Linked DNA regions of Homo sapiens: region 2 is linked to region 1. A link is an interaction called in ENCODE POLR2A ChIA-PET data of the cell type or tissue named here. Cell type or tissue: PC-9. All regions are shown on one strand. Each heading gives the region's core, and the rest is flanking DNA. Links, peaks and the distances in the headings are about the cores only.

What was found. ChIA-PET counts read pairs that join two places held together with the same protein. Peaks named below come from ENCODE experiments on the same cell type or tissue, not always from the same donor. Only the 100,000 strongest peaks of a DNase experiment are listed, where the experiment ranks them.
Region 2: POLR2A ChIA-PET joins it to region 1 with 25 read pairs; 3 of 35 experiments call an interaction of 5 or more read pairs at or near these places.

What each region holds. Positions count from the first base shown.
Region 1 is chr1:39,947,311-39,962,856 of GRCh38, forward strand. It overlaps MFSD2A (MFSD2 lysolipid transporter A, lysophospholipid), which reads left to right and starts at 7,835. Exons shown (of 14, transcript NM_032793.5): 1 at 7,835-8,075; 2 at 9,777-9,911; 3 at 11,391-11,515. The coding sequence starts at 7,983. It also overlaps the pseudogene RPS2P12. RefSeq lists a silencer at 7,657-7,786 and an enhancer at 13,357-13,466. In PC-9, for the core only: no CTCF peak of the experiment used is centred there; DNase peaks (open chromatin) are centred at 7,741, 8,541 and 8,801; H3K4me3 peaks cover 2,153 bases.
Region 2 is chr1:39,825,951-39,841,496 of GRCh38, forward strand. LOC105378667 (a long non-coding RNA gene) reads left to right here. Exons shown (of 4, transcript XR_947221.3): 3 at 6,021-6,107; 4 at 11,927-12,005. TRIT1 (tRNA isopentenyltransferase 1) reads right to left here. Exons shown (of 11, transcript NM_017646.6): 11 at 12,160-15,546. Among named protein-coding and RNA genes, the nearest start is that of LINC02811, 16 kb to the left of the region's middle. RefSeq lists a silencer at 10,953-11,153. In PC-9, for the core only: no CTCF peak of the experiment used is centred there; a DNase peak (open chromatin) is centred at 4,171; H3K27ac peaks cover 278 bases.

The DNA.
Region 1 (15,546 bases), core at 3,505-11,504:
ATTTCTCTGATATCACTGAAAACATCATGGGTATTTCAGGTTTCAAGATTATTTTATGCCCTTCGGTCATAGGGACAGCTTTAGTTTATGTTCCATAACAAGGTAGTAAATACCCTTCAAGTGGAAATTCTCTAGTCCAAAGTCCCAGGAGTCGTTGCTGGGAAGTGCTCACAGCCTTTTGCCAAAAGGCCAGGAAATGTTCAACATAGGGCTATCGAATGAAGAATTTGAACCTACTGGTATTCTATCTTCTACTCTGCACCATGTGGGCTTGGCAGACTTATAGGTTACCGTTTAGCATGTTCAATTAATAATGCTTGAAGGGCAGATTTACATGCCTTCTGTTTTACAAAACCAGGTAGGGGAAACATTCTCCAATAAGATACAGTGTTCATTCCCATGCTACAATCAGGTAAAAGAGATGCAACCACTTCACATGAGGTGTATTCAAATATACCAACTTTCAAAATCCTATCAACTCTTACATTTTTATGTCCTAGTTTCAGGAACTTCTCCATCCCTAGACCATTTTACCCACTCTTGTGCAAAAAGCTTTGGGTTCCCAGCCAGGGGTTGAGCCAAAGGACCCTGGCCCTTTTGCTTTTGGCTATCTTTATCTTTTTTTTTTTTAGACAGGGTCTCGTCCTGTCGCCCAGGCTGGAGTGCAGTGGTACAACCATGGCCCACTGCAGCCTCAAACTCCTGGGCTCAAGTGTACCTCCTATCTCAGCCTCCTGAGTAGCTGGGACTACGGGCACGTGACACCATGTCTGGCTAATTTTTTGAATTTTTTTTTTTTAATATGGGGTCTCCTTACGTTGCCCAGGCTGATCTTGAACTCCTGGCCTCAAGTGATCCTCCTGCCTCAGTCTCCCAAAGGGCTGAGATTACAGACATAGGCCACCACACAGGGCCTCAATTTACATCTTTTTTTTTTTTTGAGATGGAGTCTTACTCTGTTGTCCAGGCTGGAGTGCAGTGGTGCAATCTCGGCTCACTGCAACCTCTGTCTCCCGGGTTCAAGCCATTCTCCTGCCTCAGCCTCCCTAGTAGCTGGGATACATTTTTGTATTTTTTAGTAGAGGCGGCGTTTCACCATGCTGGCCGGGCTGGTCTTGAACTCCTGACTTCAAGTAATCTGCCCACCTCGGCCTCCCAAAGTGCTGGGATTACAGGCGTGAACCACCACACCCTGCCTTGATCTACATCTTGATTAATCTGTTTGACCGTTTCCCTAGGCAATTTCAGATCAGATTTCTCATTGTAATCTCTGCCTTCCAGATTTTTCAATTTCTCCCAGCTGGGGGAAATATAGGAAACTGGTTTGGGGCCCTTTAACATTGGGGACCAGTAAGGGTTCCCTTTGGTCCACCCAGGCTTCAAAAGTGTTGTATTAAGATCTTTGTTTTAAAGCCATCAATTTTCATTTTATTCATTCAGTTTTGAAAATAACCATTTAAAGATTTTCACCCCATGGGGATGAGTCCCATAACTTCTCCCTTTCTTTTTTTTCTTTTTTTTTTTTTTTGAGACGGAGTCTCGCTCTGTCGCCCAGGCTGGAGTGCAGTGGCGCAATCTTGGCTCACTGCAAGCTCCGCCTCCGGGGTTCACGCCATTCTCCTGCCTCAGCCTCCTGAGTAGTTGGGACTACAGGTGCCCGCCAGCACACCCAGCTAATTTTTTTTGTATTTTTAGTAGAGACGGGGTTTCACTGTGTTAGCCAGGATGGTCTCGATCTCCTGACCTCGTGATCCGCCCACCTCGGCCTCCCAAGGTGATGGGATTACAGGCGTGAGCCAACGCGCGCGGCCAACTCTCCCTTTCTTTTTCCTCTTAGTTTCATCCCATCAACCCTATCAATGTTTTCTTTCTTTTTTTTTTTGAGATAGGGTCTCACTCTGTCACCTGGGCTACAGTGCAGTTGTGTGATCACAGCTCACTGTAACCTTGACTTCCCAGGCTCAGGTGATTCTCCCACCTCAGCCTCCTGAGTAGCTGGGACTACAGGCACGTGCCACCATGCACGGCTAATTTTTAATATTTTTTTGGAGAGACAGGTTTCGCCATGTTGCCCAGGCTGGCCTCAAACTCCTGGGCTCAAGCGATCTGCTTGCCTTGGCCTCCCGAAGTGCTGGGATGACAGGCCTGAACCACAACGTCTGGCTAAATGTTTTCTTTATTCATCTTATTTCTTAATAACCGTTTAAAAATTTCAGTCTTCTTAGGATGAGTCTTTTGACTCTACCTTTTGCCTTTTCTCATTCTCTTGTTAACTAACCTTATGCTTTCATTAGCATCTCTAAGACCCATGAATGGAAGCTGAGACAGCAAATTTGAACTGCTGTTTGATTCTGCAGGAGTAAGCTTACATGGGGTGCCAGTGTAGAAGAGGCTCCTTTAACCACAGCACTTAGCATGACTTGGGTAATGGGCATCTTCAGTGGGTGAATGTCCCTGCCATCATAAAGCCAGTCCCATATGGCTTGCATATGAAGCATATGGGCTGCTTCATCTGGGGTGGTCCCCTTGGCATTTCTAGGTGGAGTTGGACAGTCCCCGCTTCTCAGGGTAAATAGATATTATAGTGGCTTTTATCCAGTCCACTGGATAAAACCAGTCCAAGGCTGGTCATTCCCTCAGAAATACATCTTTTGTGTGTCTGAATCACATATACCCATCTGCCATTGTTCAGTAGTGAGCTGTGGGTCCTGCATCAACCCAAACAGGCTCTTCCACTCCGCAGCAATTAAAACCAAAGATCCTGCTCCTAAACTACTTACTCACAGAATTCATTTTCGTAAAAGTTCCTCAGGAAGCTGATGATAAGGATCTACAAAATGGAATAATTCCTTCACACTATGCCCTCTGGTTTCAATAGTTACTTGGTTTTGCCCTCCTCCCACAGTGATTACTTTCTTGGTAAACACAAGTCTTAGAAGTACTTTCTGTTGTCTCTGCATAATTCTGCCCTGTGGGGGCAGCTTTGAGGCTGGTGGCCTAAATTCAGACTGATTGAGGTCTAAGCTGGTCTAGCACCAAGGTCTCACCCAGCATTCTCTTTTAATTTCACGTTAGCCATTACAGATAATAACCAAGGAACTGAATATTTAGCTTTTTTTTCTTATTAATTTGCATTTCCTTATGCATGTAGTCAATCAACTCCCTGGGAGTTGGAGCCATCTCTAAATTTCCCTGGTATCTTTGACTTTTAGTACCTAATCTAGGTACATACTACGTGTGTCCCTGTGGCTTCATACTATGGGTGAGCACATGGCCACCCAGGAATCAAAGGTTCCTCATCTTTCATCTTTTTGTACTTTCTTTTCCCAAACCACATGTTTCCTTGAGCCTGGATCAGCCCAGAATATCCCACTCCTGACACCAGTTGTTTAGGAAAAACCTCTCAAACTGTGTTTTTCCTCTACTGTCACACCACCATCACCACAATCACCAACATAGAAGAATGATCTGACCACGGGTATGGGTTTTCTTTTTTCCCCCCACACACTAAACAGTGGACACCAGCTGGGTGTCCTCTCATTCAATTCCAACACTACCTACCTGGAGATAGTATCAGATCTCATAGGTGGAGGGCTCAGTTCCCAAGACTGTCTCCTGAACCCTAGACACCAGTCACAACGCCAGGCCTCTGGAACTTCTGACAAGCTGGCTTCAAATTGAGGTTCCCATGATCCCCTCTTTGGGTTGGATTAATTTGCTGGAGTTATTTACAGAAATCAAGGAAACACCCATGTTGACTGGTTTGGGATACTACAAAGGATAAAGATGAAGAGATGCATAAGGTGAGATACGGAGGAAGGCTTGTGGAGCTTCCATGCCTTGGCTGGGACATTACCCTCAGGAAGCTCTGTGTATTCATGCTAGCCAGAAGCTCTCTGAATCCAGTCTTCTCAGAAGTTTTTTTTGGCTGATCTCAGCTCACTGCAACCTCTGCCTCCTGGGTTCTCCTGCCTTGGGCTCCTGACTAGCTGGGACTATAGGCACACACCACCACGCCCAGCTAATTTTTGTATTTTTAGTAGAGATGGGGTTTCACCATGTTGGTCATGGCTGGTCTCGATCTCCTGACCTTGTGATCCGCCTGCCTCGGCCTCCTGAAGTGCCGGGATTATAGGCGTGAGCCACCGCACCCAGCCAATTTTTTTAAAACTTAAAAATTAGACAGGCATGGTGGCACATGCCTGTAGTCCCAGCTACTCAGGAAGCTAAGGCAGGAGGACTGCTTAATATACTAGTCTGTTTTCATACTGCTATAAATAACTGCCTGAGACTGGGTAATTTATAAAGGAAAGAGGTTTAATTGGCTCACAATTCAGCATGGCTGGGGAGGCCTCAAGAAACTCCAATCATGGCAGAAGACAAAGGGAATGCAAGGCATCTTCTTCTTTTTTTTTTTTTATTTGAGACAGTCTCGCTCTGTTGCCCAGGCCGGAGTGCAGTGGTGTGATCTCGGCTCACTGCAACCTCCGCCTCCTGGGTTCAAGTGATACGCCTGCCTCACCCTCCCAAGTAGCTGGGACTGCAAGCGCGCACCACCACACCCAGCTAATTTTTGTATTTTTAGTAGAGACAGGTTTCACCATGTTGACTACCCTGGTCTCAAACTCCTGACCTCAACTGATCCACCTGTCTTGGCCTCCTAAAGTGTTGGGATTATAGGCGTGAGCCACTGCACACAGCTGGCATCTTTTTCACAAAGCAGCAGGAAGGAGAAATGCTGAGCAAAGGGGGAAGAGCCCCTTATATAACCATCAGATCTTGTAACAACTCACTCACTGTCATGAGAACAGCATGGAGGAAACCACTCCCACGATTCAGTCACCTCCACCTGGTCTCTCCCTTGGCATGTGGGGATTGTGGGGGTATGGGGATTATTAGGATATAATTCAAGATGAGATCTGGGTGGGGACACAAAGCCTAATCATATCACTTGAGCTGAGGAATTCAAGGCTGCAGTGAGCTATGATCGTGTGTGCCACTGCACTCCAGCCTGGAGGAGAGAGCAAGACCCTATCTCTAAGAAAATAAAATAAAAATAAATAAAATGAGGGTAATAAAAACAACTCTCTCCAGTGGTGTTGTTGGGACTAAATGAGATATAAAGAAAAAAAAACAGAAGTAAATGAGATAGTATATTTAAAGCACTTATGGGGCACGCTGCCCAGCATACCAGTGGCTGCTTGGTATTTGGGAGCTGTTGTATTGGCGGTGCCGTGATTCAGTTAGTGGTGACAGTGAGTGTCTCTAGTGCTGTGTTATGGGGCTCTGTCCTGACCAACAACATGGCTGGTGGAGTTGAAGTTGCAAGGGACAGCCAGATCTAAATTTAGAGTGAGAGAAAACAGTGAGCCATAGAACCAGCATCCACAACAATTTCGACAGGCTGGAATAAGCAAGATGACATTGTTCTGTTGTGAGCCTCAAGACATTACAGAAAGCAGAGGATCGGGGAGAGACCTGACTTGACCCCAACTCCGGTGAAAAGGATCTGAATGATTTAGTTGACCACAACCTGATGGGAACTAATCATGGGAGAGAAAGGCTCTGAAGCCCAGCAGTCTTAGGCTGCATTAACAATGTGTCGCATCCAGACTGGAAAAAATAATAGGCCTATTGTGCTGGCTTGGTCAGGCCATATCTGGAATCTTGCGTTGCTACACTGACAGACTGGAATCAGGCCAGGAGGGGGACCAGCCCAGCTTCAGCTCCCAGGCACTTGTGCTAAATGCTTCCTGTGCATTTTCTTGTTTCATCCCCAAAACAAATCTATTAGGTAGCTACTATTAATTTTTTTTTTTTTTTGAGACAAGAGTCTTTGTCTGTCACCCAGGCTGGAGTGCAGTGGCACGATCTCGGCTCACTGCAACCTCCGCCTCCTGGGTTCAAGCGATTCTTCTGCCTCAGCCTCCTGAGTACCTGGGACTACAGGTGTGCCCCACCACACCCGGCTTATTTTTGTATTTTTAGTTGAGACAGGGTTTCACCATATTGGCCAGGCTGGTCCGGAACTCCTGACTTCGTGATCCACCCACCTCAGCCTCCCAAAGTGCTGGGATTACAGGCGTGAGCCAGGGTGCCTGGCCAGTAGCTACTATTAATATCACCATTTTACACAGGGAGGTTAACTGAGTTGTTCAGAGTCAGCCGCACAGCTAGTAAATGGAGACACTTAGGGCTTTTCCTAATGGGTTTCTGTGTGCTTGTACCTTAGCAGGGGAAGACTGAACATTCATTCACTGAACACAATAATTCAGGCCCTAAGCTAGTTGGTGGGGACACAGAAGTGAAAAAGATGCGGTTCCTACCTGAGGAGCTCATTGTCAACCGGGGGATACAGATCACTTGTGGTATGGTGTGACTGTGGGAGAGAAGATTTGGGGGCTGCAAGGGAGCTTAGCTAACCAAGCCTGGAGAGGGGAAAAGAGACAGAACAGTGTCACACAGCTTGGAGTAATGGGGCCAGCCATTCCCTTTCCACAGTATTCAGTGCCTCACTTTGGCTCTCTTCTGCTCAGCAATGGCCAAGAGCTGTGTGCCCAGATGGGATCTGCTGGCGTATGAGGGAGCATGGTGTGACCATCCTGGGGCAGATAGACCTTATCTCTCCTCCCTGCAATCAGAGATTTAAAGAAAGGAAGAAGGAGGCTGACATTAAGGAGCACAGGAACCGGGTGGGTAGCCTTTGAGAGTTCCAGCAGCCCCTTCACTAATCAGAGAACTGGAAAGACCGGGGTGACATTGACATAAGGGACTCAGAGGTGGAACTAAAGACTGTTCTTTTCTGGCATCCGTGCCTGCCTTCTGTTCCAAACTAATGCCCTCCCATCTTCTTTTGAGGACCACATTTCTGGGCATTCTCTTTTTCAAAACTTTCCCTGTTTCAACCCTCAGTGCCTCTGGAGCCATGTATCTCCCAGGGCTTCTTGTTGGGAGACACATACACCCCATTCTGCCGTCTGTAATTTATGCTAAGAGGGATAGAGCAGGGCTGTTGAGAGCAACTGCTTTGGTATCGGACAAAACCTTTCAGGCCTGGCTCTGCTACATAACAGTTGCTTCACTTCTCCAAGTTTCCCCTTCCTGTGCTGTAAAATGGGGATAATAATAGTACCACCCTCACTTGGTGGTTTTTGAGGGCCGAAAGAGATCATATTAAGCATGGAGGAAGCTATCCATAAAAAGGCCACTGTTGTCATAGTGTACTAGCGGGCGTAGCCCCGGCTTCTCTCCACGACTTGGGAGCTCCCTTCTGGCAGGGGCAGCCACTGGATTGCCTCATCTTTCTCCCCATTGCCCGGATGCCAAGGGCAGGACGGGGGAATGGTGTGTCTTCGGGGATGAGAGAGAGGCATCAGGAGGGAAAGTGTCAGCGTACGTCCTCTAGGCTTGAAGAAGGAGAGAGGCCCTGACTCCAGATTTTAAAGTGGGCTTCAGAGCCCCTACCTTTCCTAGGCCTGGGGCTCAGAAGTCATGGGTGGTAGGCCCGACTCGGGGAGAGTCGGACCTTGGGGACCTCGGGGACCTCGGGCAGATCGGGGACCCCGGGCAGATCACTTTCAGCCTGGGGCCTCGGTTTCCTCGCGCGTGTCTGGGAGGTCTCGCGGCCTGCTTCTCGGATTGCTAGGAGCCAGCGCAGGCAGATGCCGGTTCCGGGGCTTGGAGAACGTGGCTCGGTGGCACAGAGCCGCCGGGCGAGGCGGGGGCAGGGAGGCGGGCGACGGGATTGGCTGGAGGCGGGGCAGCGGGGCTCGGGGATTGGCCGCAACCGAGAGGGCTGGGCAGAACTATAAGAGGCGCGGAGGGGGCGTGCAGCAGAGTGCGTTCCTCGTCTGCCAGCCGGCTTGGCTAGCGCGCGGCGGCCGTGGCTAAGGCTGCTACGAAGCGAGCTTGGGAGGAGCAGCGGCCTGCGGGGCAGAGGAGCATCCCGTCTACCAGGTCCCAAGCGGCGTGGCCCGCGGGTCATGGCCAAAGGAGAAGGCGCCGAGAGCGGCTCCGCGGCGGGGCTGCTACCCACCAGCATCCTCCAAAGCACTGAACGCCCGGCCCAGGTGAAGGTGAGGGCCCGGCACCCCGCGTGGAGGGCGAGGGGAGGGAGGAGGCGGAAATGGGGGATCAGGGGCGTCCCGGGGTCGGCCTGGTCAGGGGACCATTGGGATAGCCAGGGACAGGAAGCCTACGAGCCAGAGAGGACCTGGGGGTGCCCTGGGACAGGGGGTGACGGAGAAAAGCTGTGGGCGCCCTCGCCCCCCTTTGCTCACCCGCACTCCACGCTCTGCGGAGAGGCTCTGCCGGCAGCCCCATGTGATTCCCCGCTCTGCCTAGCCGGTTTCCATTCTTCCGTGTTGAGCGGCTGGGGCTTGCCGCCCCAAACCCCAGAGATGACCCCAGAAATCTGGGAAACTCCCCTTGGTTCCCCATCTCTCATCCCCTACCTCCCACTCCACCCACCTACTCTTGCGCCTCAACTCTGCTGTTAGGGCCGCTCAAGTTCATTCATAAGAACAAGAGCTCTGCTCTTAAAGGAGCCGCGTCCCTCAGGCATTTGTCTGAATGTGGATGTTCGCGCGGGAACGGTGCTTTGCGCATCGAGACCATCGACCACATCCCCAGCCCTGGGGACTTATTGAAGGACCAAATAAAATGAGGCGGCCCCCTAGGAAAGGATCTCAGGCAATAGATACCTTCGTGGGAGGTGACTGCCTTTTCCTTTTAATTTTATTAACTGATCTTTGGAAGGAGCTGGGTGAGCAATTATGCTGTTACTATGTATGAGTAATATCTACTTTCCCTGGGCAACCCAACCTCCCTAGTGCCCCACCCGGAGAGGGATCAGGCCTGAACCTGGAGGCCTTTCCTCCCGTCTCCAAGGTCCTCTAGGAGCTCAGGGGTGGAGGGCGATGGGTCGGGAAGCTGGAGAGTAGGACAGTTCCTGGGTCCGCCTGAAGCTCTGGCTGCCTATAGTGGTCAGGGATGCTCTGGGATAGGTGGAACAGCTGCGCCTGCAGCCAGCTGGGCCGGGCCCCCGTAGCTCTCTAGAGCTCTCACCAGGAGTAGGCAGGTGGATCCTGTCTCTGAGGCAGGGTGGGAGCCTGGGCTGGGCTCAGGCAGCTCTTGGCAGCAAGCGGATTTTCAGGTTGTGGCAGCTGGTGCCGGGTGGGGACAGGTCGGCTGCTGGAGCATGCTCCCCCTGAAACCTGGAAAGGAGCAGTGCCTGAGGCCTTGGGAGGAGTTCTTTAGGGATGGTGGGCTGATAAGTTTCCTTAGAATCTCCAGGAGGGAGGTGGCTTAGGGGCTACTTTCACACAAGTATGGATTCCCCTTTTCCATGTTCCTAAGAATGGAGAACACCTTTCTTTTGTATAAAGTGGGATCTCGGAGATCGAGACCATGCTGGCTAACATGGTGAAACCCCGTCTCTACTTAAAATACAAAAAATTAGCTGGGTGTGGTAGTGGGTGCCTGTAGTCCCAGCTACTTGGGAGGCTGAGGCAGGAGAATGGCGTGAACCCAGGAGGCGGAGCTTGCAGTGAGCCGAGATGGCACCACTGCACTCCAGCCTGGGCAACAGAGCAAGACTCTGTCTCAAAAAAAAAAAAAAAAAAAAAAAAAAAAAAGGTGGGATCTCCTGGATAGGAACAGGTCAAAGCAGAGTTGTTTGTTCTGGTAGAGCTGGCCAGAGGGATGGTCCTTCCTGTGGAACCTTCTTGGATGGAGGCCAGAACCTTGGGCCTTTCATCTTTTCCTCCTCTTCCCAGAAAGAACCGAAAAAGAAGAAACAACAGTTGTCTGTTTGCAACAAGCTTTGCTATGCACTTGGGGGAGCCCCCTACCAGGTGACGGGCTGTGCCCTGGGTTTCTTCCTTCAGATCTACCTATTGGATGTGGCTCAGGTGAGTGGTCTAAGCCTTCGAGGGCTCCTTCAGCATCCTGAGGTGGGAAAGACTATGCACCCCTGGGTCAGTTCGCTCAGTTTTCCCCATCTGTGAAATGGGACCCCAAATCACTACTTTGCTGCCTCTGAGTCAGTGAGCAAGAAATGAGAAGACCCTGGAAAGTATCCAGTAAAGGAGTGTCTCCACTCCAGGAGTCTTTGCTGGAAAGGTCTGGCAACTCCTCCTTGCCTGGCATGAGCAACAGAGCCTGAAGGGGTAGGCGGTAGAATGAGGGAGAATGGGGCCTGCTGGGGATGCTGTTCTTAGAAGAGACTGGCACACTGTGTTCCTGGCTGGGAGATAGTCAGCTGGCTTGACTCAGGGGTTGGTGGCTGTTGCCAGGCTTGTGGATGAGATGCATCCCACCTTTACCTGAGGAGCAGAAGGGCACTTAGGTGCCAGGCTAAGTTAGAATGCCCCAGTACACAGGGTCTTTGACTGGGAGGGGTACTTAGGGTGAAACAGGACTATTCTGTGCATTGAGAAGCCTTGGCCAGAAGCCTGGCATCCTGAGAATTCACCCTGTCTGGATGGGAGAGTGGGAGGCAGAATAGCCATGACTACCGGGGCTCCTGCACCAGCTGTCTTCTCTGTGTAGCATCTAACTTGGCAAGCATCGCATCTTAGTTGTATCCATTTACAGAGGGGGAACACTGAACTCCAGAAGGAACAAAAAACTTCAGCAGCTAATTTTTGAGTAACTCCCATGGGCTGGGCCTTGGGTGGGGTGTAAATATGAGGAACCTGCAGTCAAAGTGTAAACCTGTTGTAGTGGGTGTTAGAGCTGGGGTTGGGGGGTTAGACTAGGGAGACTATGGTATGGGGAAGAATACCCACTCCCCAGAGAAATAGCAATAGCAGGGCTTTGATGGATAAGGAGGAGTCTGGAGAGTCTGTATTTAGGGCCTGGGGGGTTTTGGGGCGGGGAGGGGGATAACTTGAGTGGGTAGTGACAAGTCCCTTTTTAAAAAGCATCTATAGGCTCCTTTTTCCACATCCAAGATAGAGCTTGAACCTGTAAGGTAGAGCTCATAACTCCCATTATACAGATGGGAACACTGAAGCACACTGTGTTCACCCCGTGAATGCTCATTCTGATATCAGGTGGTCAGGAGCTCAGGGCTGAGAGAGGGAGGGAAGGAAATGTTTGTGGATTCATTTGAATTGATGGGAATGTTTTCAAGGGCAGTGGAGGGAAGCAATTAAGGAGACAGAGCTGGGAAAGCTTCTAAGGAGGCACCCAGTGCTACTGTTATTGGAGAAATGCTATTGTCATTATTAACAAGGCAAGTGAAGATGTGTAAGGTCCATGTGGGAGCAGCTCAGGGTCACAAGATCCTGGCTGAGATAGGGAGGGAGCCTCTGCTTCTGCCTACCAGTGAGAGTTGAGGCGAGTAGAAGGATGAGGAAGTTGTCTTTTGCTTCTCCTCATTCCAGGTGGGCCCTTTCTCTGCCTCCATCATCCTGTTTGTGGGCCGAGCCTGGGATGCCATCACAGACCCCCTGGTGGGCCTCTGCATCAGCAAATCCCCCTGGACCTGCCTGGGTCGCCTTATGCCCTGGTGAGTAGAATATGCCCCTTCGAGGTGGCACAAGGCAGGACTTCCAGCATATCTGCTCCTTGGTCCTTCTCTCTGTCTTGTCACAGGCAGAAGGGTGAGGAGAAGGAAGGAGTTAAAAGCCCAAGGGTGTTGAAACCCCATCCGAGGCATCAGCTACCCTGAGCACGGGCACTGGCATGCTCAGCCAGTTCATTTCCAGGACAGCCAAAGTGCTAGGCTGGGCAGCTCAGGCCTCATTCCTCCCCAGGGTCCACTCATTCCCCTTGGTGAAGCTGGAATTCTGAATTCTCCCACTCTATCACTTCCTGCAGTGGCCGAGGTAGTACTTAAGAGTGGTTAAGCAGTTGTACTCTGGAGCCAGCCTGCCTGGGCTTATTTTATTATTTTTATCTTTCTTTCTCTTTCTTTCTTTCTATCTTTCTTTCTTTTTTTTTTTTTTAGAGACAGGGTCTCGCTCTGTCACCCAGGCTGGAGTGCAGTGGTGTGATCATAACTCACTGCAGCCTAGAACTCCTGGGCTCAAGTGATCTTCCCACCTCAGCCTCTCGAGTAGCTGCGACTACAGGCACGTGCCACCACACCTGGCTAATCTTTTAAAATTATTATTTGTAGAGACAGCGTCTCACTATATTGCCTAGGCTGGCCTTGAACTCCTGGGCTCAAGGTGTCCTCCCGCCTCAGCCTCCCAAAGTGTTAGGATTACAGGTGTGAGCCACCATGCCCGGCCCCTGTCTGGGTTGAAATCCCAATTTCCCTACTTAGAGCTGAGTCACTTCACATCTCTGAGTCTCAAGTTTCTTCATCTAAAATGGGGATAATAGTTATACCTATCTCACACTCACAGAGTTGTGGTGGATTAATTTTTTTTTTTGACGTTCTTAGAACAGTGCCTGACTTAATTCTACTTCATAAGGTTGATGTAATTTTGAGACTTAAATAAGTTGATACTAAAATACCAAGCAGTGTCTGGGACACTAAGTGCTATGATGACCACTTCAGGGAAGCTCAGCAGGAGAGCTGGCATGTGGTCCCTAGTACAGGCCACACCAGGGGAACTGCAGAATCCTGGGCTGGGAATTAGACTTCAGGCCCAGCCTGCTGCATCTCTACCTCCATGTGGGACCCTCCAACAGCACAGTGATAAATAATTTGGCACCCCTTCAGGGTGGCTCCTGGCAGAGCAGGGGATGGGGTAATACCCGGAATGGGGTAGCAAACCCATAACCTTTGGCACCTTGGATGACGTAAATTACCTTCTCCCTTGGTACAAAGCCTGTGCTACTCAGCTTCAGGGGCAAAGTAGGCGGAGGTGGTGCCACGGATCGGATCAGACGGCAGGGGAGACGCACAGGATAGGCTGTCAGGCGGGGGCTCTGGTTCCCTCCAGGACATCCTGCTTCAGGGTGTGGGGGGGCATACCCCTTTCATCTCCAGCCCATCCAGGCTTAAGTGGGCGCCTTCCTGCCCCAGGGGCGCCCATACCTGGCCTCCGGCCTTCAAAGCTCTTCCCGCAACCCCTTCCCCCACTACAGCTTCCTTTCCCACGAGGCCCCCCACCCACCCCAATCCTGCCAGCCCCTGGCTAAGGCCCAGGTTGGAGCCTTTGATCCAGTCTTCAGGGCCGGGGGCAGGACAGCCTGCCTTACCTGTGCAGGCTGCTCAGGGCTCCCCCGGCGCCAGCCCGTGAGACTTGGCCCTGTGCCCGCCTCCCTGGCAGCCAGTAGAAGGGGAGGCTCTGCTGCCACGTCGCCTCATGAGGCCCAGCCAATGGGAGGCAGCCGCTCCCAGGGATGGTGGCTGCAGGCCGGGTTACTCCCAGTTACACTGGGTTCCTCAGCAGCAGCTGCTCAGCTGCTTATGAGCAGAGGATGGAGTGTTTGACAAAGGCTGATGAGGAGCTCTTGTTCCCTGAGGAGACAGAGTCAAGAGAGGTGGAGGTGGGCAGGCCTTCCCTGTGGCATGTAGGAACTGAGCAACTTCCTGGGCAGGCGTGGCAGCCAGTTTGGGGAAGTTGCTGGGGGCCCTTCAGGCTGGTTTCTGATCTAGCAGGTGCCTGTGTGCACATGCTTCTGTGGCTGGTGGTGCCTGTGTATGCCTGCACGCGGGATGGCTCGTGGGCTGAAGGCTGGTGTGCATATGACCTCCCTGTCCAAACTTTTTTTCCTTTTTGTGGTGAATGGGGTCTGGCTATGTTGCTCAGGCTGGTCTCAAACTCCTGGGCTGGAGCTATTCTCCTGCCTCTGCCTCCCTAAGTGCTGGGATTAAAGGCATGAACATCACCATGCCTGGCCAGACCTCTCCATCCATACCACCTGACCCCTCCTCAGGCCAGGCCTGGAGACCTGGAACCCCCTTTCCTTTCAGTGTAGGAAGAAACTGGGTCTGTCAGGGTTTGTGAACCCTGTAGCTCTCTCTCCTCCTGGGCCTCAGGGCAACCCCTGCTTTAAGCCTACATTTAAATCCTCTTCTTGAAACCAGGAAGACTTTTCTTCCCGCCCCCGCCCCCCCCCCCCCCCCCCCGCTTTTTTTGTTTGTTTGTTTGAGACAGAGTCTCGCTCTGTCGCCCAGACTGGAGTGCACTGGCGTGATCTCAGTTCACAGCAAGCTCCACCTCCTGGGTTCACGCCATTCTCCTGCCTCAGCCTCCTGAGTAGCTGGGACTACAGGCGCCCGCCACCATTCCCAGCTAATTTTTGTATTTTTAGTAGAGACGAGGTTTCACCGTGTTAGCCAAGATGGTCTCGATCTCCTGACCTTGTGATCTGCCCGCCTCGGCCTCCCAAAGTGCTGGGATTACAGGCGTGAGCCACTGCACCTGGCCCTTTTCCTTTTTTCTGATTAAAAACAAAAAACAAAAAAACACATATATAGAGATGGGGTCTTGTTATGTTGCCCAGGCTGTTCTTAAACTCCCAGCCTCAAGCAATACTCCTGCCTCGGCCTCCCAAAGTGCTGGGATTACAGGCGTGAGCCACCATTCCTGGCCAAACCAGAAAGACTTTGATAGTCACTTTGCCTGGAGTTCTCAAGGCCAGTGTGTGAGAGACCAGATGTCAAGCAGGGTCCCATGGGGAGGCTGCAACAGCTGGACCTGAGGTCTCCTTCCCAGCCCAGGGCTTTCTACAGCTCCCCTGGTGTGGCCTGCATTAGTTACGCATGCCAACTCTCCTGCTGAGCTTCCCTGATGTGATCATTATAGCACTTAGTGTCCCAAACACTGTTTGACATTTTAGTATCAACCAAGTCTCAAAGTTACTTCAATCCTGTGAACTAGAGCCAAGGCACCTCCAGTGGCCTTTCAGAAGTTCCATTTCCACTCCCGCCTCATCTCCTAATTCTATCTCCCCGTTCTCTTTACTCGAGCCCTCCTGGCCTTGCCCTTCCTTAGGCCTGATACGCACCTATCTGAAGACCTTTGCACTGACTATTCCCTTTGCCCGGTCCACTCTTGCCTCAGATGTCTAAAAGGCCAACTCCCTCCTCTCATTCAGGCCTTTGGCATGGATGCCACCTTCTCAGTAAGGCCTACCCTGTCCACCCATTTGTGAATTGCACCCTTATTCTAACCTTCTGGAGCCAGCTTTATTTCTTTTCTTCACAGCACTCATCTCCCAACATGTTATATAACCCTTTTGTAAAACTACGGTAAAGTATATGTAACATAAAATTTACCATAACCTTTAAAAAATGTTTACGAGCTTCTTCTCCGAGAAAACACCAAATGGCGGATGACACTGGTGCAGCGGGGGGGCCTGGAGGCCCTGGTGGCCCTGGGATGGGGAACTCTGGTGCCTTCCGCGGAGGTTTCGGCAGTGGCATCCGGGGCCGGGGTCATGGCCGTGGACGGGGCCCGGGCCGAAGCTGCGGAGCTTGCTGAGGCAAGGCCGAGGATAAGGAGTGGATGCCTGTCACCAAGCTGGGCCGCTTGGTGAAGGACATGAAGATCAAGTCCCTGCAGGAGATCTATCTCTTCTCTCTGCCCATTAAGGGATCTGAGATCATTGACTTTTTCCTGGGGGCCTCTCTCAAGG
Region 2 (15,546 bases), core at 2,418-10,417, 120 kb before region 1:
CAGAACAGGTGGGAGCCAAAGCCTGAGAGTAGATGAGATCATTCAGGGAGGGCTTGCGGCCCAAGAGCAGAGGAGGGCCCAGGAAACCGATTTCTCTAAGGTGGGCAAAGTGAGGGACGGGGACCATGACATGTTCATCTTCATATACTCAGGGCTGATACACAGTAAAAACTCAAAGGATGCTTGATGAATGAATTCATTTCTATTTTATCTTCTGTAGGATATAAAAAGGAAAGAGGCCGGGCGAGGTAGCTCACGTCTGTAATCCCAGCGCTTTGGGAGGCTAAGGCAGGAGGATCGCTTGAGCTCAGGAGTTCGAGACTGGGCAACATGGCAAAACTCTGTTTCTATAAAAAAATACAAAAATTAGCCAGGCACTGTGGCACATGTAGTCCCAGCTACTCGGGAGGCTGAGGTGGGAGGATCACTTGAGCCCGGGAGACGGAGGTTGCAGTGAGCCAAGATCGTGCCACTGTACTCCAGCCTGGGTGACAGAGTGAGACCTTGTCTCAAACAAAAACAAAAATAGAAACAAAACAAAGGAAAGAAAGAGAATGTGGGAAAATGCAAAACCAAAACCCAAAAAAAGAAAAAAAAACCAGATACGTTTATTATCCAATAAACTGAATTGAGTATTTAAGTTTGAAACTGGATTCTACCCAGAAAGCACTTAAAATGTAAACAACATGAATATAAAGTTATCTTAGGAAAATGAAAGTCTGACCAGGAAATAAATGCAAAATCAGTTACCTTTAAGATAACCTCATAGGCCCATAAAACTAGAAAAAACAAGGCAACAAGGCCCCCAGCTGGTGAGGCTGTGGGGAAGCAAGGGCTCCACCAGCCCCAGATGAGAACAATGTGGCCGTCGAGGCCAGGAGCCCGGAAAGTGCACACCCTGGAACAAGGAGCCTTGGGGGTAAACATAAATGAAATGCACTTAGGCGAAAATGGAAATTTTTACAAGGAAATAGAGGTATCTCAGGAACCCAAGGAAGCACACTAGGCCTCAGGAGGGTCGGGACCGAGGAACTGGGAAGTCAACAGGAATCTCTCTCTCCTTTCCTCATCTGGGATTCCCTCCTGCATTGTCTGCTTTTCTCCTTCTCTGAAGATCAGCCTTCTCTGTTTTGTAGTGCACCCATTCATAACAACAAATAGTTATTTCGTGTGTATGACCAAACACAGTTCTTGTATTTCTCTGTTCAAGTGTACCCAGCTAGGACTGAGCTGCAATTTGAAATTCCTGGGAGGAGTGTGATTGGCCTGGCTGGCCCTCCGCTGGTCTAATAAGCTAGGAGGCAGGGTAGTCATTCCTTTATGAAGTTATGATCTCTGATTCCTTTTTCCACAGGAAGATAAATCAGTGAATGTGATAAGATAAGATGGGGAGGGGATGCCCCAAGGCAGAGAGACAGCTCAAAACTTCGAGCTCCAGGCGCTGGTTCCAGCCAGAACATCCCGTTAACCTTTTTCCTGCTTCCACAGTCCACATCCTTGTTATGCCTTTACAGTCTATTTTCACAGAGCAGCCAGACTTATCTTTTAGCGTGTAAATCAGATCATATTCCTCCCCTCACTAAACGAACAAACCAGCCAGAAAACTCTTTAACTCCTTCCTTTAATAAAATCCAGGCCTGGCGCAATGGCTCTCGCCTGTAATCCCAGCACTTTGGGGGCCCGAGGTGGGTGGATCATTTGAGGTCAAGAGTTCGAGACCAGCCTGGCCAACATGGTGAAACCCTGCCTCTACTGAAAATACAAAAACAAATTAGCCGGGCGTGGTGGCAGCTGCCTGTAGTCCCAGCTACTCGGGAGGCTGAGGCAGGAGAACCACTTAAACCCAAGAGGTGGAAGTTGCAGTGAGCTGAGATCGTGCCACTGGACTCCAGCCTGGGTGACAGAGTTGAGACTCTGTCTCAAAAAAAAATTTTTAAATTAAAAAATAAATAAAATAAAATCCAAAGTCCTTATCTAGTGCCTGGCTACTTCTCTGACTTTGTCTTTTACAAATCACCCTGTCATTCACTCTTCTGTAGCCACACTAGCCTTCTTTCTAGCTTGTAAATATGCCCAGCCCAATTCCTATCTCAGGGCCTCTGCATTTGCTGCTCCCTCTACTCCATCTTCTTGTATGACCAACTCCACATCATTCCAGACTCAGGTGATGCCACCTCCTCAGAGGATCTTCCCTGAGCAACCCATCTGGAGTAGAACCCCCACCTCAGGCTGGGCATGGTGGCTCACACCTGTAATCCCAGGACTTTGGGAGGCCAAGGTGGGCGAATTACCTGAGGTTAGGAGTTTGAGAACAGTCTGGCCAACATGGCAAAACCCCATCTCCACTAAAAATACAAAAATTATCCGGGCATGGTGGCAGGCACCTGTAATCCCAGCTACTCAGGAGGCTGAGGCAGGAGAATTGCTTGAACCTGAAAGGCAACAGAGGTTGCAGTGAGCCGAGATCACGCCACCGCACTCCAGCCTGGGTGACAGAGTGAGAACGCCCACCTCAGCACACACACACACACACACGCACACACACACACACACACACACCAATAACTCTCTACCCTGTTTTTCCATTTTTCATAGGACTTCATACTGAAATTTTCTTTATTGCTTGTTACTTGCATTATTTTCTTTCTCCCTATGAGAATGTAAGCTGCATTTGGGCAGAAACCCTGTCTGTATTTTCCCAGCAGCAGAGCTAAGCCTGGCACTTAGTAGACACCAAAAAAACACTTGAATGAATGACTGAACAATTTAATTTCAATGTTATACTGAGGCAGCACAGCGCAGCACTTCAGAGCAACGACTTTGGGGCCAGACCACCTGAGTTCACCAGCTCCCCATCTCCTGCCTGCATAAACTTGCACACATTGTCTTACTAATCTGTGTTTCAGTTTTGCCATATGGAAAATGGGGTGGAGGGGGAGGATAGCAGTACCCATCCTTCAGTATTGTTATGAGGATTAAATGAGTTCACACATGTAAAGGGTTTGAAAGGGCTTGCCACAGAGCAAGCACTCAACATGTCCTCACTCTTATTATTCACTATTAATCATGAGTCCACTCAGTTGAATTATCAAAATTCATCTTTCATTGTTCTGCCCTCCATAGCTCCTCTTTTATCTTATTTTCATGTCTTTTATCAGTTTCCTGTGTTCTGGGAGACCATCTGAAGTTTGTTTTCTTTACTAAATTGATCTTCTGTGTTGGACCTGGCATTCGTTGCTTCCATGCAGTTTTAATTCAGCAGCCATGTCTTTAATCTTCTCCTAATCTCTTCTTATCCCAGATTATTCCAGTTGTAGGATTGCTGGTTCTAAGTGAATTATGTACCATCTTTTGAATCCTACTGAAACTTCAATCAGGTATCACCTACATTTTCTTCTATTATTTGCAACAGGTCTATTTTCAGAGGTAGGTACTCCTCTAAATCTTCAGAGAAAAGCTAAATCACAGTCTCTGCAACTGCAGACTGTGCCTTACCTAATCCTTCTGGAAGGAGGTCTCTACAAAGGGTGACTGATCATCTTGGTTTGCCCCCACTGAGGGGTTTCTCAGGACATGAGACTTTCAGTGCTAAGACTAGTAAATCCCAAGCCAAACAGGATGACTTGGTAACCCCACCTGTAGACAGTGTCAAGGAAGAGCTGTATTATATTAAGAAAAATGGTCTTCCAAATCTTTCACAAAAGGAGGAAACCATTTTCTAGTATTTAGAATGACTAGCTCCTTCCAATTAGCATTTTAAAATGTGAAAGTCTCTTAGAAAGGGGGAAAAAAAAAAACCTGCTTCAACCCCAAGCCTCCCTTTAGCAACCCCCTCTCCTTCCTTTCCTAACTTAGACACTCACCACTTTCTCTCCTCCCATTCACTCCTCAAACCACTGGAATATGGCTTCCATTTTCTAACCCTCAGCTGACCCCTCTTTTACCAAGGTTACCACTGATGTCATCACTAAGAACCAATGGATACTTCTCATTCCTTATTGTGCATGGCCCCTACACACTTCCCTGCAGACCACTCCCTTCTCAAAGCTCTGTAAAATGCTCTGTTAATGTTCAAGGCTCTGCTCTAGATTGTTTCTCTTCTCACTACACCCCCTGCTCGAGTGACCTCATCTTCCACGGCTTCAAATACCGTCAATACTGATGACTCTGAGATCCCTATCTCCAGCCCAGAGTGCAATCTGGGCTCAACTCGAATATCCAGTTCCATGAGGATTCTCTACAGATGCCTCAAACTCCCCAAGTCTCAAACTGAACTCATCCTCAACCCAAACCTGCTCCTCCTCCAGTGTTCTTATCTTGGCCAAAGGACTTGGCCACTGTCTAATCAACTGTTCAAGTCAGAAACCTCAGCCTCATTCCTGACCCCTTCCCTTCCTTCACCTCCAACATTTCATCAAGTCCTATAAATGCTACCTGCTAAATATCTAAACTGTCCCCTGCCTCTAGGCTGTCTGCAGCCAATCCATTCTCTGCATTGCACCAGAGTGATCTCTCCAGGAAACACGTCTGATGTTTTCTCGGGATTCATGGTTTACAGGGTCCTCTATGACCTGGGTCCTGCAGACCCCTCCTGCCTTTTCCCCGAACACTCTCCTACCTGGCTCCTGCCCATTATTCTCAGGTTTTTTGTTTGTTTGTTTGTTTGAGATGGAGTCTCACTCTGTTGCCCAAGCTGGAGTGCAGTGGCTGATTTTGGCTCACTGCAACCTCTGCCTCCTGGGCTCAAGCAATCCCCCTGCCTCAGCCTCGTGAGTTGCTGGGACTACAGGCACATGCCACCATGCCTGGTCTCGAACTCCTGACCTCAAACGATCCCCTCACCTCAGCCTCCCAAAGTGCTGGGATTACAGGCGTGAGCCTTGGTGCCAGGCCTCATGTTTTTTCAGATGCCATTTCCTCAGGAAAGCCTTCCCAGACTCTTCTAGAACGAGTCAGGTAAAATCTTGTGTATTCCCTAAACGACTCTATTACAGCATTTATCATATTCACTGGGATAGCATGCAAGACTCCAGCTCTCTGAAGACAGGAACTGTCTTGTTCACTGATATATCTCTAGCACCTAGAATAGTGAATGATAAGCACTCATTTAAGTCTGTTGAATTAATAGGTATTCCTAATTATAAAGCTGTTTGACTCCTAAAGTCCTCTACTTGCCTTCATATTAGTCCAGAACTGGTTCAACTTACCACGTACCTGATGAAAAATACAACTACTTTTTAATTCAAAATAACTAGAAGTGGCATAATCCAGTAAAAAGAACACTACTGCTAAACCAGGAGACCAGGGTTCCAGGCATAGCTCTGCTACTTACTAACTCTTTGTGTTGCTGTTGGTGACTTACTTAACCTCTCTGGGACTCACTTTCTCTGTCTGCTCAATTATGTGGCTAATCTGGATCAGAGATTTTCAAAGTGTGTCCCACAGCCGGGGGGCGGGGAAGGGGGTGGGCACTAAATCAGAGGGACCAGAAGACTGTGCACCCTACCCAGACCTGAAGCCAGTCTAGTTCAGTATATATTATATATTGCAATTCATGTATGACTTGGGAGAAGGAAAAAAAAAAAAGGATCCACAGCTAAAAACAAGTTTGAAAACAACTGAAACATGATCACCGAATTCTCTGCACCCTTTACATGCTGATATTTAAAACAACAGAAAGCCACGAATGTAGTAAGAAGGTAGTTTTGCCGGGCACGGTGGCTCACGCCTATAATCCCAGCATTTTGGGAGGCCAAGACGGGTGGATCACCTGAGATTTCAGGAGTTCGAAACCAGCCTGGCCAACATGGCGAAACCCCATCTCTACTAAAAGTACAAAAATTAGCCGGAGGTTGCAGTGAACCGAGATCGCGCCATTGCACTCCAGCCTGGGCGACAGAGAGAGTCCATCTCAAAAAAAAAAAAAAAAAAAAAAAAAGAAGGTAGTTTCTAAAAAGCACTTGAAGAGTCTGACTGCCAAAGTTCAGAGAGAGTAAGCTGACACTTTTGTCTGCCATCAGGAACCCACCAGTCTCCAAGCAACTTGACTTCATTATGCAGATCCAGCAAGACACAGAGACATTTTTGAATCCACAAATAACTTCTATGTAAGTCTTTATACCTTGGAGCCGGACACAGTGGCTCACACCTATAATCCCAGCACTTTGGGAGGTCAAGACGGGAGCATCGCTTGAGACCAGGAGGTCAAGACCAGCCTGGGCAACATGGCAAAACCTCATTTCTACAAAAAAACAAAATTACCTGGGCATGGTGGCAGGTGCCTGTGGTCCCAACCTCCCTAGGCTAAGATGGGAGGATCACCTGCGCCCAGGAGTGCCACTGCACTCCAACCTGGGTGACAGAGTGAGACCCTGTCTCAAAAATATAAAAAGTCTTTATACCTCGATCCCCTTCATATTAACAAGGAGGCTCAGGCAGAAGGCACAGACTTAAATGGTTTTCCTTTATGCCTTGCTTTCAGGTCATTTGTCACTTCACTTCTGGTGACTCAGAGTCTGACCCCAGCCTCACACTTGATAATGCACCATGCACGGTTCTTGCAGAGATAGGGCCTTCCTTTTGCATGGGAAGTACTCGGTAGTTACGGTGCGCTAGTCAGGGTTGTAGTCAGAGGACCTGGAGTTCTCTCATCTGCCACCTACTCTGTGTCACTGCTATGGACACCTATTATTTGGTCTACTCAGCACCAATCCCATCCCTGCCCTCTTCCTGAAAACTCTCGTGTTCCCTGGCTTCATTCTATCATACTGTTCTACAGGGAGGGCCATGTTCTTAGATGGTACGCTGTCCTTCTTAATCCAAGGGTAGACAACAGAATTCAGCTCTACTCAATTGCGTCTTTTCCTGGGGCTTTTAAACTTGGGATTTGGTCCACTTCTTTTCAGTGAAGAAAAGCTGTAAGATGTGAGGTGTGGCAGCTTCCAATGACCACGACCACGTGAAGAAAGCTGGTTTGCATGGAGAGAAACGTGAAATCGGCACGCTGAGAAGAGATGAGGCAGTGCTGGTAGTGTCTGAGTCCTTGGGAGCAATTGTTCCTGAGGCCCAGCTGCACCTTGCCTGTCCTTTCAGGAGAAGCTCAGTTGTTTGACTTTTAGATTCCATAAGCCAACAAATCGTCTTTTATACCTAAATTAGTTTAAACTGGCTTTCAATCCCTTACAACTGAACTAACACCAACCCTGTGTTAAGTCACTGAAATACTGTGAGTCTGTTTCTTCATTTGTAGAAACGACCTCAAATGTTTTTGGCAAATACTAACAAGATATGTAGTTTTGTTAAAACCATACTGGGCCATAAATTTCTAAGGAATGACTACTACAGATATCTCATGATGAAGATAATGGCAAGTACCACCCAGAAGGCATATGGACTTAGTTAAGCTCAGCCCTGCTGCTAGAAAACCAAGTGTCTTACTGACTAGCAGACAGCAACTCCACAGTGGACACAAATGCTTGTCTGCCCAGGTGCCCTCCCCTCCTACCAACCCGCTCACCCTTCTCCTCTGGGAATCACTCCACCTCCACTCCATCCTTTCCATGGGAACTGTCCTGTCCTTTCAGGAATCCATCTCCAGACTGGCTGATGGGCCTCAGGATAAGCACTAGACTCAAGCTGGGCTAAAAGATCCCTTTCCTGGGACTTTTACTTTTAAAAAATGGTGGTAAAATTCACTTTTAAGCTTATAGTTCAGTAATGTTAAGTGTATTACAGTATGAAAGTGTATTAAGTAGTTTTAAGCGTATAGTTCAGTGGTGTTAAGCATATTCACATTGTTGTGCAACTAATTTCCAGAACTTTTGCATCTTACAAAACTGAAACTCTATCCCATTAAACTTCTCCATTTACCCTTCCCTCCACCCCCAGCCAACACCATACTGTTTCTATGAATTTGACTATTCTAGATACCTCATGTAAGTGGAACTATACCATATTTGTCTTTTGGTGACTGGCTTTTTTTTTTTTTTTTTTTGCTTTGCTGCCCACGCTGGAGTGCAGTGGCGCCAAGGCTCACTGCAGCCTTGCCCTCCCGGGCTCAAGCATCATCTCACCTCTCATCCCCGAGTGCTGGGTAATAATTCTTTTATTTTTGTAGAGGTGGGTCTCATTCTGTTGCCCAGGCTGGTCTCAAAACTCCAGGCTCAAGCAATCCTCCCACCTCAGCCTCCCAATGTGGCATGAGCCACTGCGCCCGGCCTGACTGGCTTTCATGCAGCATAATGTCCTCAAAGTTGTAGCATGCGTCAGAACTTCCTTCCTTGCTAAGGGTGAATATTCCATCATATGTACTTACATTTTGTTTATCCACTCACTCTTATTTATTTTTGAGATAGGGTCTGCCTCATTCTGTCACCCAGGATCTGGAGTGCGGTGACACAATCACAGCTCACTGCAGCCTTGACCTCTTGGGCTTAAGTGATCCTCCCACCTCAGCCTCTTAAGTAGTTGGGACTACAGGCACACACCATCACACCCAGCTAATCTGTTTATTTTTTGTAGAGATGGGCTCTTACTGTGTTGCCCAGGCTGGTCTTGAACTCCTGGGCTCAAGCGATCCTCCTGCCTTGGCCTCCCAAAGTGCTGGGATAACAGGCACAAGCCACCATGTGCAGCCCTTAGATTCACTTTTTTTTTTTTTTTTTTTTTTGAGATGTAGTCTCACTCTGTCGCCCAGGCTGGAGCACAGTGGCGTGATCTCGGTTCATTGCAACCTCCACCTCCTGGGTTCGAGTGATTCTCCTGCCTCAGCCTCCCAAGTAGCTGGGATTACAGGCCTGCGCCACACCCAGCTGATTTTTGTATTTCTAGTAGAGACAGGGTTTCACTATGTTGGCCAGACTGGTCTCGAACTCCTGACCCCAGGTGATCCACCCGCCTCAGCCTCCCAAAGTGCTGGGATTACAGGTGTGCACCACCACACCCGGCCTAGATTCACTCTTGATGGACAACTGGGCTGCTTCTACCCCTTGGCTATTGTAAAGAACGCTGCTATGCAGAACAAGGGTGTATCTCCCTGAGACCCTGCTTTCAGGTCTTTGGGATATATCCCCAGAGGGGGGACTGCTGGATCATATGGCGGTTCCCTTTTTAATTTTCTGAGGAACTGCCATACTATTTTCCACAGCAGCTGTACTATTTTACATTCTCACCAACAGTGCAAAGGGTTCCAATTTTTTCACATTCTTGCCAACACTTGTTATCTTCTGGGTTAATTTGTTTTGTTTTGTTTTATAGCAGCCATTCTAATGGGTACGGGGTGTCCTAGGGCTTTTGAACTTAGAACCAGAGAAAACATCCGCACAATCTGTCCCCAGTTGTCAAGGCCATAAGAGGTGAAACACAGGTGCTACTAGCAGCCCTGTCTCCTGCCATGTAGAGAAAGCCTGTTTACAGTGAGAGAGGAGTGAGCTGATTTGCAGAGAAAAGAGAAAGTCTCTAAAGCCTCAGATTGGGTAGTACAAGTTGTGGCTGGAGCCTAGATACTTTCCTGCCCTTGAATTTGATGAGACACCTCATTAACCCAATCATAAATCCACCTTTTTACTTAAGTTAGAGTTGTTTCATTTGCAACCATGATTCTTGCCATAAACATCTTTGTACAAGAGTTAGTTCTTCAGTCTTTTCTTTTTTTTTTTTTTAACCTTTTCTTCCTTTGATTCTTTCTTAGAAGTAGATGGGATATAAATAATTTGTACATTCAAAAACCCTAAATTTGTACATTCAAAAACCCTAAAGAAATGCCCTTGCAGAAGTAGAGGGTTGTGGTTAGAGTATGAGTTTGGAGTCAGCCCAAACTGGCTTCAAATCCTAGCTCAACAAATGTTTATGGGATGTGTTAACTAACTTGATGGTGGTATAGATAGATAGATGGATAGACAGATAGATAGATAGATAGATAGATAGATACACACATACATATATACACATATATAAAATCACTTTATATAGTTTAAATATATATAATTTTATCTGTCGATTATATCTCAATAAATCTGGATAAAAATAAAAGGCTGACTTCAAGTAAAAAAACAAAAACACAAATAAGTGCTTTTAAGCAGCAGGCCCTTGTAGATGCCAGGGATAAAGCAGTGAACAACAGACAAACATCGCTGCCCTCACCAAGCTTTATCTCTGCTACTCGGCAAATATTTGCATGTTTACTCTGTGCCAACCACTGTTCATTAAGCTGTGTTTATAAAATGGTGATAACAGATTATCTTGTCCGTTTGTTTTAAGGAATCATTATAACGTATGCATGTGCTTGATATAATGCCTGACACACAGAAGCACTCAACACAGAGAAGCCATGTCTACGTTTAGACAGGGAGGTGTGTCTTGCAGAAATTAGCCTCGATATACATTGGGTGCCCACTATATGTTCCACAATCATCTTAAAATAGTACTCAGATCCTGGCAGAATTTACTTTCCAGTGGGAACAAGAGATAAATAACAGGTGCTATGAGCTGTGGCAAAATAATGAGCCAGAACAGACTCTGGAGCCACCCACCTATTTTCAAATCCCAGCTTGCCCTTGGGAAAGTCACCTAACTGCTCTACTCAGTTTCCTCAGTTGTAAGACAGAGACAACAAGAACAATGACAAAACTACCTCATAGGGCTTTGTGAGGATTAAATGAGTTAATATGTGTAAAAGTGCTTAAAGCAGTGCCTAGCTCATAGGACTACCTAAGCACCAGCTAATGTTAACACTATTACGTATTAACTGCTAGGAGGAGAAATTAAGTCTCCCTAGAGTCAAAGAAGCTTTTTCTAAGGAGAGGACATCAGATCTGGGCCTTGAAGGATGTGCAGGAGTTCACTAGGTAAAGAGCAGGGGAAAGGACATTTCAAGGGAAGAAAACAGTTCAAGCAAATGAGCTGACCCATGGAAGAAATCATATCATTGAAACAAACAAAACTTAACAGCTGAAGCCTAGGTGGGTGGCAGCTGAAGCCCGAGGCACCGTTTCTGGCCATTAGTACTATAGTCCACCAAACTAGTCAGTCTTAAGTCAGAGCTTGCCCTGATAACTTCCAAGAAATGATACCATATCATAAACCAACATTTTAATAGCATTAACAATTTTTCCCCAATGAAGCAAATAAATCCAATTTGTACTTACCATTTACTGGGCACTACAGTGCCAAAACACTATGCTATTTACAACAGGACCTCACTTAATCCTTACCATGTCCCGTGGAATACAGATAACTTCATTTTATACATGAGGAAACAGGCTTTTAAGCAATATTCCCAAGATCACACAGATAGTATATTAGAAAGTAAAGTGTTCAGCTGCAAATACAAATAGTGGTTTCTTTCTCCCCCTGTCCCCTCCCTGCCACATAAAGTCTGAAAGTAGGCAGTTAAGTCATTAGTTCAGTTATTCAACAATGCCACCAAAACACCTTCCATCTTTCCTCCCCACCATCTTTACAGTATGAGCCACTGGCCCTGATGTTTATACAGTCTCCCATTCCCTATAATGCTTTCTTATTCTCATCTTAAAGTCCTACCAGCCAGGATTTTCTCAAGCTTTACTTTTTGAAATATTTCAGAGGTCAGCTCAATACAACTCACTAATTTCACAGATGGAGAAATAGATTTGCCCCTAGCAAACTGAGTTAAATTAATTAGTTAAATGAGCCTGGAATTGAGTGCTCCTTCCATGATACCAATCTAGTGGTGACTGTAAGTTGCCCACCAAAACCTGTCCTCCCATTCCTTCTTGGCACATGGCTTGACTACGTTTCTCAGCCTTCCTGGCAGGTAGGTGTGGCCATCGGGCTAAGTCATTGCCAATGGAAAGTGAGAATGTAGGCAGAAGTATCCGTGCCACTGCAGGGTCCAGGCCTTGAGGCAGCGGGTCTACCTCCTCCCTGTTCCTTTTCCCCTTCCCATCAGCTAGGACCAGTGATGACCCAGCTTCAAGCATGCAGCAGATGAGGACAATGCTCCAGAGGATGGAGAAGCAACATGATACGAGGAATCTGTGTCCCTGAATGACCATTTGGTGCACAGCTGCCCCAATGACCTGGATCACTCACTTCAGACAGGTTAATTCCCTTCAGAGCTGTTACGTGAGAAAGAATAAACTTCTTTGTTCTTTAAGCCACTGTATTGTTGAGTCTCTTTGTTATAGCAACTTAGCCTTTTACCTGAACTAATACAAACATGCAGCTTCCTTTGTAAGCATTCAGAGTAGCTTTACAAATAACCAGTTAGCCATCATTTTAGAAAACAGCCTTAACTGCCCAAGTAGGTGATAATCAAATACAGAAATTCCTGCTGGTGGCTATCCCAAAATTTCTTCATCCTGGTTAAAAAGTATTTAACAATTGAAGCAGATCACTTATGTAGAGACCTACTTAGTTTTTATGCTTTCATGCAATTGATTCAACAAATATTTGACTGTGTCTAGGTGCTAGGGATATTGACAAGTCACTGCATTCATAAAAGGTTGATTTCATGCATGTGTGTTTGGGGGAGGGGGTTGTTAGTTTTATTTTCTTTTTGAGCAACATGGTCTTGCTCTGCCACCCAGGCTGGAATGCAGTGGCATGATCATGTTTCACTGAAGCCTCAATCTCCCAGGCCCAAGCCATCCTCCTACCTGAGCCTTCCACGTAGCTGGGACTATAGGCATGACCCACCATACCCGGCATGCATACATATATATATATGTAAGTATGTATGTATGTATATATTTGTGCTGACTGGGTCTCACCATGTTGCCTAGGCTGGTCTCAAACTCCTAGGCTTGAGTGATCCTTCTGCCTCAGTTACCCAAAGCGTTGGGATTACAGGCGTGAGCCACCACTCCCGGACTGTTATTTTTTAATGTTATACTGGGTGTTTTGTTTTGTTTTAAGCAAAAAAATCCTCTTTGGAACTAAAGAGAGCTAAGAGAGGACAAAAAATTACTGAGAGTTAGGAAGGATCAAGCCATATTCCTGGAATACAGATGAGCTGTTCTCTTGCTTAGCCCTAAGAATCAAGCAAAGTATTTTCAAGTCTAGATCTCTCTTCAGAATCAAAGTACTTTCTACCCACTTACAACAGCACTGCCTGAACTGTGAGAAGTATCTAAAGCCTAATCAAGATTTTTACTGACAGAAGCAGATGAACCTAATAGCTCACTGAGTATTGGAATTAATTGCCAAAGCCATTTAGATAGCACTGCTGGTGTGATGGACTGGAGGCTCTGGATACCTGGACTGGAGGGCTCTGCTTGCCTTGGGATTGCTATGGCCAGATGGTACAAAATGGCATTCCTCATTCTCACTCCAGGCTGAGCAAATAGCCCAAAGCTCTATGGTACTTTTCAGCTCTCAAATGAGATTTGGTATGAGATTTAGTAATAGAGTAAGAAAGGTGATCTAAGGTTTGTCCCAGCTTTGCCTTGCTCTGTGACTGGAACATCCATGTTTTAGGCCTCAGTTTCCCCATCCATACAAGAGATAAAGAATTCTTTCATCTCTACATTTACGACCACCACAAGACAAATTACTTTCCTTCCCTACACTCAACAGCGAAGTCATTCATAGGGGAGCAGGCACAAAAGGGGAAATCTACTCAGGGCAATGCTTCAGACCAGAGCACCAGGCAGATTTCTAGTGAGTGTTCTGCCTTTCCCAGGCTCTTTGCTGCTGATAAAGGAATTTCATTTGGCTGAATTTACAATTTCTAAGAATATGAACAGTGGGCTCAACCACACTGCCTTACACTTAGTAAGTGCTTCATAAATATTAGACACTTTTTTTTTGGTAAAAAAGGCCTGATTTCCAATTGCCATAGAGATAACAATGAGTTCAATGAGAAGTTACTGCTCCAGGTATTTCAGATGGAAGGATTAAAAGCTTTTTGACGTACAATTATTAAAACTAGTTTTTCCTGCTTGTCTACTGAAACCTTTTTAGGCTTTAAAACATACTTAGCAACTTGAACGAAGAATATTTCAGAGAAACTAAAGGTTCTTCCCTACAAACTGCCAGCTTAACACAGTGCTTAATAGCTTGAGTCTACCAGCCTCACCTCAATTCCAGCTCTACCGCTTGCTAGCTGTACTCCATTGCTGAGCCTTAGTTTCCTCCCTGGTTAACAGCAAAGGAAACAGCATCTCCCTCCCAGGGCTGTGTGAGAAGATAACATATAAAAACGACTTGGCACTGCTTGGCTCACAGTAAGTACTCATCTCCACTCCCACCGGGAAGATGTGGCTTCCCACCTTGTTAGGTCCTAAAGTAGTTAATAAACTTCTTTGCCCAGAGAATAAATTTATTTTTGAGATTCAAATCAGTTAAAAGTGGGTGAGGCTCTGGAATTCAGCACTGTTTAAAAAGGTCAATCAAGTTAGATAGTTTTTTTACTCTACCTTCTCCTCTATGAAGTCTTATATGCATAGGAAACAAAACATTTATCAAGAATTGCTTTTCAAGGTGCAGCAGAAATGCTCCTCCTTCCATGATCCCTTCCCTTCCTTCTAAACTGAAATTCTACACAGCTCTTACGGCCTTTGATACTGTCTTGCCTGGATTGGTGTTTGTGTACACATGCAATTATTTATAAGCTCCCTGAAGGCAAGAACCACATCTCATCTCTGCATTCCCTTTAGCCTAATTCAGGGCCTCTCATAGAGTAGATTCTGCACAAACAAAATGTATTTGAATGGGGAGTTAACGCTTAAAGGGCACAAAGTTTGTTTGGAGTGACAAAAACGTTTTGGAAATAGTGGCAACGATTGCACAACATTGTGAATGTAGTTAATGCTGCTGAATTATACCCTAAAAATGCTATATTTGATGTTATATATAAATAAGTATCTGTTTAACATTGCTGGCAGCTCAGGTCACTCCAGAAAGAGGGCTTCAATTGGAAGTAATAGATCTCCAATAAAAGACCCTCTCTAGATGTCTTCAAGGACTATAACGTGTTAAATAAACACCCGCTACATAAATGAACAGACAGCATGATCTACAAAAAGTGTCAAATTTGAGAAAAAGCTATCACATTGATAACAGAGCATACTGTGTATAAACTAGGCATGGACTTGTATATCTTTTTAAGGATCAAAGAGGCTCTTGTAAATTTTTTCTTTATTTAAACTTCAATAAAAATATAGATTTGTAACTCAATAGAAAGACAGCAGTGATAATAACTCACACATGAGCAGCTCGCAAATTTCAAAGTCTTTGGTCTTCAAGTCCTATGTCACAGCTTCCTCAGTCTGATTCCCTCCTTCTCTGTAGAATTCTGAGAACTAGTTTGGTTCACTTAATCATCTCAATGGAGATGGCCCTTTCCTGCCATTCACTCAAATCTAGAACTCCCAATATGTGGCTCACAAATACTTCAGTCATCTACAAAAGCATCTGGAAATTAGATAATTTTAGCCAGAGTCAGGGACATAAAACTTCTTTAAAGGGATGCAGTCAATCCTGGTATTCACCACAAAGAAGATCCTCATGTATAAAAATGTGGAATCTGTGCTGCTTTTAATAATAGAACCTTTAAGGTTCAAAGAA